Linked DNA regions of Homo sapiens: region 2 is linked to region 1. The links are chromatin contacts, found by Hi-C or POLR2A ChIA-PET in ENCODE. All regions are on one chromosome and are shown on one strand. Each heading gives the region's core, a stretch centred on a gene start or an enhancer-like site at or near the end of the contact. The rest is flanking DNA. Distances are from core to core; before and after follow the strand shown. Region 1 holds the start of ERVMER34-1 (endogenous retrovirus group MER34 member 1, envelope). Region 2 has its middle 21 kb from the start of RASL11B.

Evidence for each region. A loop is a pair of places that touch in the nucleus more often than their neighbours do. ChIA-PET counts read pairs that join two places held with the same protein, here RNA polymerase II (POLR2A). Pooled maps may share reads with other maps.
Region 2: a map of mammary epithelial cell shows a loop between it and region 1 (2.7-fold over the local background). The contact joins the enhancer-like site here to the promoter of ERVMER34-1 in region 1. A Hi-C loop is called at or near these places in 2 of 168 maps with a recorded cell type or tissue (kidney and mammary epithelial cell), 1 of 37 single-sample maps with no recorded cell type and 2 of 50 pooled maps. POLR2A ChIA-PET finds 5 or more read pairs at or near these places in 1 of 52 experiments (H1).

Annotation. Positions count from the first base shown.
Region 1 is chr4:52,749,384-52,753,805 of GRCh38, reverse strand. It overlaps ERVMER34-1 (endogenous retrovirus group MER34 member 1, envelope), which reads left to right and starts at 2,381. Exons shown (of 3, transcript NM_001242690.2): 1 at 2,381-2,463; 2 at 2,737-2,876. LOC107986281 (a long non-coding RNA gene) reads right to left here and starts at 2,839. Exons shown (of 2, transcript XR_001741691.2): 1 at 2,383-2,839; 2 at 249-1,772.
Region 2 is chr4:52,838,837-52,843,851 of GRCh38, reverse strand. No RefSeq gene overlaps it. Among named protein-coding and RNA genes, the nearest start is that of RASL11B, 21 kb to the left of the region's middle. Within about 2 kb of position 1,836, at least 6 of the 41 ENCODE cell types and tissues checked have a DNase peak (open chromatin) inside an H3K27ac peak, as active enhancers do.

The DNA of each region.
Region 1 (4,422 bases), core at 1,132-3,631:
AACTGACAGCTAGGTCCCTGACACCACCACTCCAGCTCTTAAGTGGTAATTTTACATTTATACAGGATTCGTGTATCAATGCCTGTTCCATATACTATACTAAAAGTTCCACAAGGGCAAGGTCCTTGATTTGGGGTTTTATTCACTATTTTCTCTCAGGTCTACTACAGTGCTTGACTATGGTAGGTTCTCATTAGTTTTATAAATGAATAAACATAACCCAACAACAAGGCTATTGCTCCCAAGAATTGAGTATATCTTTCATTTTATTTCACAATCACTATTCTCCTCATCTCTGGCCTTACTCAATCTTACAGTGAAAAACATAGACACTGTACTAGGTAAAAGTAGCTTGGGGTAAAATAAAATGTGAATTTAATAGGTAGAGAAAGGGAGAAGGAGAAAAAGTCAAGTTACTTAAACATAGAAATGGGTTGGTGACCAGTGTTATGAATGTAAAAGTGTCTAAAGACATATGCAGAAAGGATTCTTCTAAGAGTATTGCTTTCTTTTGCGTAGTTGAGAATAATGTTATTTCAGTGGATGGATATGTTCATCACACTGTAATGCATGTAAAAACAACGTGTAAAGAAACATCAATAAAAGGACATCTCAAAGAGTGCTACTTGGAAAAAAAAAGAAAAAAGAAAAAGATATGGGGTAGTGAGTCAACATTAGCAAGGGGTAGTATAAACAGTGTTTAAACCCATGTCTTGAGCCAGGCAAAAGAGCAAGTGACAGAGAGAGGACCTCAATGAAGAAAGAGGAGACAAAAAATAATGGCCTGGGGAGAGCTTAGACCCGTGGGGCTGGCAGAGCCCAGACCAGAGGCGTGGGAGCCGCGCTGCTGGTGCTGGGGGTGCTCCAGCCGGCAGAACAGTGGGAAGGGAAAAGCAGTGGGCCCATTTAGAGGTTGAAAGAGGCAGGGACTGAGAAGCTCCAGGGTTTGAGGACCACTCCCCCATCCATACAACAGTTAGTATCCCAACTGCGGACCATATGTCCCACGCCCCAGAGCGATGGCCCTTGTGGTTTTTTTTTTGTTTGTTTGTTTGTTTGTTTGTTTTTGAGACAGAGTTTGGCTCTTGTTGCCCGCTGGAGTGCAATAGCGCAGTCTCGGTTCACCGCAACCTCTGCCTCAAGCGATTTTCCTGCTTCAGCCTCCCAAGTAGCTGGCATTACAGGCATGCGCCACTATAACCGGTTAATTGTGTATTTTTAGTATAGACGGGGTTTCTCCATGTTGGTCAGGCTGGTCTCGAACTCCCGATCTCAGATGATCTGCCCGCCTCGGCCTCCCAAAGTGCTGGGATTACAGGAGTGAGCCACCGCGCCCGGCCGCCCCTTGTCTCTTTAGGTCTCTTCTGCTTTATCAAACATGGACACAAAAAGGGTGCTCCTCAGGCGTACAGGCGCCGCCAACCAGCCACTGCTTCTGGTAAAGAGTCTTTCATCGCATTTAGTCATTTCTACAGTAAAACGTATTTTCCAAAGAGTACAGAACACCAGTCATGATGAGTTTTGTTTCTTTGTTTCTTAGAATCAGGGGTTTCATTCGTCCACAGAGAAAGATGATTTCCTATTTTTGTATTTTCAAGTTGTAACACATGTTTTTTCCCTTAGCTCTTATAACGTTAATATTTTTATATTTCATTATGGGTTTTTATTCTTCATTAAAAATGTCAGTCCAAGGGAGGCCTTTGTTTCGTCCATTTAAGGATTAGAAGATTGCCTGGCACAGAGTACACACCTGATGAAGGCGTGCTGAATACCTAAGTGAATAAAAACGCGGCATAAATAGCAGCTCAGGGCTCTAGGCGGTCGCGTGACTGAGAGCCTAGGCGCCAAGGGGAGGAGAGGGTAATCGCGAAGTCTCCCCAGGGGAGAAACCGAGGGGCTGAGAGAACCAGATCGACGAGGGCCAAGGCCCAGCAGGATGCCTGAAGAAGCCGATTCTCCTGCCCAGGGTACCTGAGGTTCGAAGGATGCTTCGTGCAGGCTCGCCTTGTGTCTCACCCGCCAGACCTAGGAAGCCAGACCTAGGCAGGCAGTGGACACAGGTGGCCAATGGCTGGGCCCGTCCAGCCCCCGTCCTGCCCTCGTCCCGAAGTTTCCTGGGATTGGCTGCCTGCCCCGCGGCCCTCCTCCCAGCCCCGCCCTCGCCCAGAGTCTTCCCTGCGCCGAAAGCGCAGGTATGTTCCTAGTCTTGAGCGGGAGAAAATCACCCAGCTCGGAGCACCTGGCCAGTGGGACCGGTGGGTTCCTGGTGCCTGAATCCGGCTGTCCGCTCTGCGGTGCCCCGCCCCGCCCCAACCCAGGATCTTCCCAGCCCCGCTCCGCCCCAACCCAGGATCTTCCCAGCCCTCGTGTGTCCCCGCTCACTTCAGTTCCCGCCGCGAGCCTTCTTCTTGGTCTTCTGGCCTGGCGGCGATCGTCGGCCAGTTTATCCCTCGGAGTTGCACTGTGAGTGCGTTTCTGCCCTTTGGTCTCCGGCGGGGAGGGCTCCCAGGCAGGGTCTGGGCTCGCCCCGTGTCCCCTCGAGCTTTGCCCGCCCCGAGCTCCTCTGCTGCCCGCGGCCAGAACGGAGGGGTAAAGCAGCCCTCGGCGGCCCAGGGGGCGGACGGCCGTGCCCGTCCCAGGGCCGCGCGAGGCACAGGCGCTGCGTCCTGCGGAGCCGCTGGGAGAATCCCGGGGCAGGTCCCGGCGCGGTAACAAGTTTGCGCTTTGCCTCCCTAGGGCAGACACGCCGCTACTTTGTAGCGGGTTTCGGGCGGGCCACGCGTGCGGCGACAGGAACCCAACCCCGGCCGACCTTGGGCTCCAGGAATTCGTTGTCTACGTCTGCGGAGGTGCGGCAGCCTCAGTTTTAAGCGCAGGTATGTTCCTACCCTTGAGCGGGAGGAAATTACCCAGCCCTGAGCACGTGGCCAGTGGGACCGGAGGGTTCCTGGTGTCTGAATCCTGCTCGCTTAACAGGAAGGCAATAGAGGCTGTGCTCTGAACCTTTCCCTCACGATGATCTTCTGCCTGTTGACCATCCTGGTGTCTTTCCCATGTGGCCCTGTATGGTTGGCATGGTTCCTGTCTTTAGGACTTGTGAGTATAACGCTTTATTTTTTCCTGAGCTTCTCCTATGTCTCCCCTTTGTGAGCACAGTGGCCAAAGAAGTCCATTTGGTCCCATGTCTAATCCATCGCATAACTGCTTGGCCCCCTTTGGTAGCCATGTCTGTTTTAGGTTGTGGGGCATTTGCCCGACAATGAACGTGAGTCAGAGATAAGAGGAGGGTCGCAAGCTGGGTGGAGGAGAGACAGGGAGTCCATTTTTGCCTGCCCATTTAGCAGCTTTCTCAGCCCTACAATTCCATAAAGATACTCTATCAGTTTCCTAAGTGTTGCGCAATGAACAATAATAATTTATGTAGGAAAATAAATAGACTGTAATAGGATAACAATTATATGCCCATTGGTGATGGGAGTATATGCTGAGGTCGAGAATCTATGGGGGGGTAGGGCGCAGTGGCTCACTCCGGTGATCCCATCACTTTGGGAGGCCGAGGTGGGCGGATTGCCTGAGGTCAGGAGTTCGAGACCTACCTGGCCAACATGGTGAAACCCCATCTCTACTAAAAATTCAAAAATTAGCCAGGCGTGGTGGTGCATGCCTGTAATTCCAGCTAGCCGGGAGGCTGAGGCAGGAGAATTGCTTGAACCTGGGATGTAGAGGTTGTGGTGAGCGGAGATCGCACCACTGCACTCCAGCCCGAGCAACAGAGTGAGATTCCATCTCAATTAATAATAATAATAAGAAGAATTCCGTCTCAAATCATCATCATCATCATCTATGGGGTTTCCAAACTGCCAAGGACATGGCAGAGTCCCAGGGTATACCTAGTCAGTGTAAGTAGTGTACGTTTTCTCTTTCACCAGTGTACAAGCTCACTATGTCATAGCTGGTTATTATCTTTCTGAGAATTTTGTTTATAAGAGTTGTCACAGGATAGAGTAAGTCTGTTTTTGTTTGTTTGTTTAAGACAGAGCCTCGCTCTGTTGCCCAGGCTGCCATCTCGGCTCACTGCAACCTCCACCTCCTGGGTTCAAGTGATCCCCCGAGTAGCTGGGAAGACATGCACAAGCCACCACGCTGGCTAATTTTTGTATTTTTTAGTAGAGATGGGATTTCACCATGTTGGCCAGGCTGGTCTCAAACTCCTGACGTCAGGTGATCTGCCCTACCTCGGCCTCCCAAAGTGCTGGGATTACAGGTGTGAGCCACCACACCCGGCCCAGAGTAAGTGTGGATGGCTCAAGGAGTATCTTAAGAGGTCTTCTTGTGGTTTAGAAGCCAACTCTGTGACTGTAAGGCAATCATGTGATGTGGAGTGGGGTTCTCCATCAGGGAGAGGTACAGGTTTAGAGCATT
Region 2 (5,015 bases), core at 587-3,086, 91 kb before region 1:
CATGGCTGAGTATTTTTCTCAGGTCTTGTCATTTGGCCTGCATGCAGGCACAGAATAGGATTTGACTAGATTGTGTTCTGCCAGGATAATAAACGAAGAGAGAGAGGTAAAGAGGCTGAGGGTCTTTGCAAAGAAGTGACTCTAGACATGGATAGTGGACACTCAGCTGGAGAAATGAGGAAAGGAGGGAGATGAGGGCAGTAAACTTAATGGGACCTTCTACCCACTAGGGCCAAAGAATGGTTTCTGTTGAGCAACTAGAGGAAGCCAGCTAGGGGAGTAGAAGATGTGGGGCATGAGGGATGTTTGAAACTGAGATTAAGGAGGAGATGCAGCTTTAGTCACATCTGGATTATGATAAAGATGCAGTGTCTGGAGTAGAAAATGAAGGTCAAAGAGATTATGCTCTCCCACTTCCTTGAATTTAGATAACAGACCTAAGGCCTGAAAACGCAAAAGTGTTATCCTCCCATCTCCCACAAAACTGACCGGTTTGAGCCATTCATTGGAAGCTTTTCTCCATGTAGCAGACAATAGGATCCCCCAGAGTTTCCAAACCTCTCTCCTTCCCTCCTATCCCTATTAGCAAACTCCAAGCTGGAGCCATGTTCAAGAGGAACTCAGCAGCAGACAGAGAAGCAAGACAGGGCCTTGGGGGAGGAGGGTTGGAAGGAGGGGGTGTGGTGGGAATGGCAGCTTAGTCTCAAAACAAGAGGAAGACTTAGTAGTTAGTGGTCGCAAGAGCAGGGAAGCCTGGCTCTCCTGCTCTGGGGCTGAGAACCCCTCTCCTTTGTTTAGCCTGGAGAAAGCCCCCAGTTTGAGGCGGAAGTGAAAGCTGTAAAGGTTAGAGCACAAAGGGCTGAGAGGCAAGCAGGACATTGTGTTTACAGAGTCAGGATTTCCCAGCTGGAAAGGTCTTTACAGTGCATCAGTTAAGGTTAGATGCAGCAGCTTGGAACCGAAGTCTTAGAGGAGCACTCTCAGGCTGCAGGCTGCCCCTGGTAGACAGTCACAAAAGCTGCACAATGTTGTCAGGGTCCTGGCTTCATTTTCCTGCCCACCACCTTACCTGTGGCCCCCTTTCTAGTGATGTTATTTGGGGCAAGTTGCTTAATCTTTCTGAGACTCAGTTTCCTCATCTGAAGAAGAAGAGTAATTGCAATACCCATTTCACAAGGATAATGAGCAGATTAATTAAAATAATACCTGAAAAGTTCTTTGCAACAGTGTCAATACAGCAAGCCTTGGCTGTTTTTATTTGTTTTGTTCAGGACTTGTACAATGCCAGGCATATAGTTGGAGCTCAATAAATATTTGTGAATTAGTTATTATCATTATTATTGTTGCCACAAAGGACCCACAAGCGACATCAAGAGCCCACTCCATTTACATAGCACCTAGGAAGAGCCTAATTTAACCCAACTTTATTTCTGGACAACCAGTTGCCCAAGCTGGAAGGGACCTGGGGTGCAATTGTCAAAAGGCAGCTGATGGACAGCCCAGCCCACGTCGGACCGGTGGAGCCCAGGACTGCCCCAAATGCTGTGCCTCCGCCAGACCAGACGCTGCTAATGGCTTTTGTTCGTCTGCCAATTCTACTGCCCATCCTCCTCTGGGAAGAAAGAGCAGACCGGACAGAGTCCTTCAGAGGCCGACGCATGCCAGAGGCTGGGAGACTTGGAAGGGGAGTGAGGAGACAGTCAGTGGGGAAGACAGTCACTGGGGAAGACAGTTCTCAGGGATTCCGCAAGGCCCTGGAGGTGTTTCTGTCTTTGTACCGTTGGTTGCCTCTGCGCAGGCAGCCTTGCTTCATATCACCTGCACTTCCTTGCTTCTAGAGGGATTGTGGCAAGAAAGCTCGCAGAAGTCAAAACAAGCCTGGTGATATGAAAACCATATGAAAACTTGGCAGGGTCCCATTTCAGACTAATGGGCCTGCCAGACATCACCGAGCCCACAGACACTGGCCCTTTGTGAGGTCGGGGACTGGCTCCCTCACTCCCATTCTACTAAGACAGAATTAAAAAGGAAACAAGCAAGGCAGCCAGTCTCTTTTCTCTCATCCACGTGCTTCCAAGGGCTTAGAAACAGAGTAACGTCAGGTACTTTGAGTGATGAACACAGGATGTTGTTACGGGCCAGGCCCATTCACAGTGCTTTTCAGTCCTCACTTGATCTTCATGGTAGACCTTAGTCCCATTTCAAAAATGAGGTCGCTGAGGTTTCTGGGGCTCCCATAGCCCAGGTTCCACATAAAAAATGATGGAGCAGCCCAGCCAGCTGGGGTTCAGATGCAGACCCATCTGGCCAAAAACCTTGACCTTTGATTGTTACAGAGCTACCTCCCAGATGACCTTTTGATTATTTCAGACAAATTTACCAACATTCAAAATTTTGCTTCAGGGCTTAGCTTTCAGAAAAAAAAAAAAGATGTTTCCTGTTCTAGAAAGAAATCGAGACATAACATTTTTTTTTCATGACTTGTTATTGAATCTTTGGACAATACTGTAACATGCCAATTGTTATTTATACCTGAAATTCCTGTATTTCAAAGCCTGTTGGGTGTGGAGGGAGACTATTTTCCAGAGCCATCATTATTGCAGTACTAAAATTAAGTGCTCTTTTAAAGCAACTTAAAAAAATCAAAAACTGAGATAAGTGGCTGTGCAAGTATAATGACTTGTTCTTTGACTTCCCAAAGACTGGAAAAACAAGGTCGGTATGCAAATACACCTGCAGATTATAATCTGTATGTAATTTACAATTATATACACATCGATTCTATATCTTCGTGACATGGCTTCTGAAAAATAATCTGAAGATATTTTAAAGACATTTTAAAACTTGATAAACTTTTGTAAGTCTGGCAAGACCCAGGTGCTCTGAATTCCTCTCTTATGGATAGTACGGGCAGTAGGCTGGAAATTGAACCCTCTGCTAGAAGCTGCCCGGTCACTTCTGTAAATAACTTTGGCCCTGATCATTTTAGAAGACACGAGGATCTGTATCAACGCCCTCATGAAGAGACTCATGAAGGCCTCTCCCACTTAGCTGCAATGAAGGAAAGGAAGGGGGAAGGGCCAGAGTGATCAAAGGAAAGGGAGTGAAAAACCCCCTAATTGCCCATCGGCAGGGGTCTGGCTAAATGAATCACTCCACGTGCACATCCAGATGAAGGGGGTGTTGTACAGCTGGTGAGAAGATTGGCTGAATCTGTAGGGACTGATAAGGAACAATCTTTTTATTGTAAATATGTTTTATTTACAGCACATTTTTTTCAATGTAAATTTTTTAAAATGCAGGCCAGGGTATAATATTTACTGTTGTTGTTTTAAATTGGGAGTTATCTGTATCTATCTTTTTTCTCCATTTGTTTATCTATTTCAGTAGCTATATCTATAAATAAATATACTTTGAATATCTCTAGAGTGATACATAATAAACTGGTGACAGTGGTTGTTTTTGGGGAGGAAAATGAGGGGCCTGTAGATCAGAGGTAAAAAGAACATTTACTTTTCACTGGATACCCATTTATAATGTTTGAATTTTAAAACTTAAAAAATATCTTTATTATAGCTAACACTGGTTTAGCACATATTACATACCCGGTATTGCTTCACATTAATAACTTCACATTTATAGACTCATTTAATCCTCAACACACCTAAGAGGTAGGAACTATTAGGATGACCATTCTGTAGATGAGAAAACTGAGGTGCAGAGCTTATACTTCTAGCATCTGAACCGAAGTAGAGAGGTTCCAAAAATCCAATACCATATGCATGTACTGCTTTTAAAGAATGAAGTCACTATTTTTTCTCAATGTGGAAGGGAGTACTTGCAGCCACCCTCGACCCTGAGGGTGGCACCATCCCTGGCTCAGTGATTGCCAGTGTGGTCCCCAGTGATGCCAAGTAAGAAGTGGTTTGGGTGGGATTTTGTGGGAAGGTGAGGGTGGTCCATCCCTTAACCCAGTGCCCTGTTCCCCAGCTACTTGATGAAGAAGCTGGGAATTTCATTCTCCGACAGCCTTTGATCCTCATTATCTTATTGCTAAGTTTTAAACAATGTACTCTATATAAATTAGCTTTAAGCCTCCATTATGTGATTTTGCTATCCTTGTTAGATATGGGTAGCATACCAAGGAGGAGAAATCAAATGATAGCTTCTCCAGATCTCTAATGGATGGATAGAAATTGAAACCGGTCACCACAGTTTTCTTACCAAATTAAAGAAGCACGTTGTGTTCTCTAAATGAGTTCAAGCTACAGTGAGAATAGCTTTCTCTCCAAAGTCACGGTAACCCTGAATCAAGTTTGGCTCATGGGCCATCTGGCAGCAAACACCACAGTACTCTACTTATATTCAAAGCTGTACTAATTGCCTTGTTAACAGAGCTCCTCTCATGAGAATGAAATTTAACCAGAGGAATATCAAAGCGCGATTTCAAGAGAATTGCATTGGTCCAGGAACTGATAGCATTTCCAGCAACCAAGTCTCAGAAGGCCCACGGAGCAAATAAAGAACATTTTAACGGTATTGTCAGGAGGATACAACTTGTCGAGGCAGATTTGCAAACAGGAAAGGGGGCAGAGACCGTTCTTGTCTAGACATCTGATTAGTGGGAAATTGTAGGATTATGAAGAGTGTGGATTTTTCTGGCTGACATTTCTGAGGAGGTCAGGCTTTCTGCACAAAGAGGTAAATGAGAGAAACATTTGTATCTGGTAGAAAATGCTGACTGGTCCTTATCCTCCCTTGGGCTCCAGAAGCAATTCCAGACCAAGAAAAGAGATTACTAGATTGAAACCTGCTGCCACTGCTTGGCACAATGGGCAGTTGCCTGGGAGGGTTTGGGCTTGAAGACAGAGGAGAACCGCAGCTGGAGGACACAGCTCCAGACATGTCTCTCCACTCCTGCCCCTGCTTCACGCCCTTTGATCTCCAGTCCCAATTTGCTTTCTGATCATGCTGCTAGCTGATCCCCTGGACTTGAGACCTCTGTTCTGCTTAAA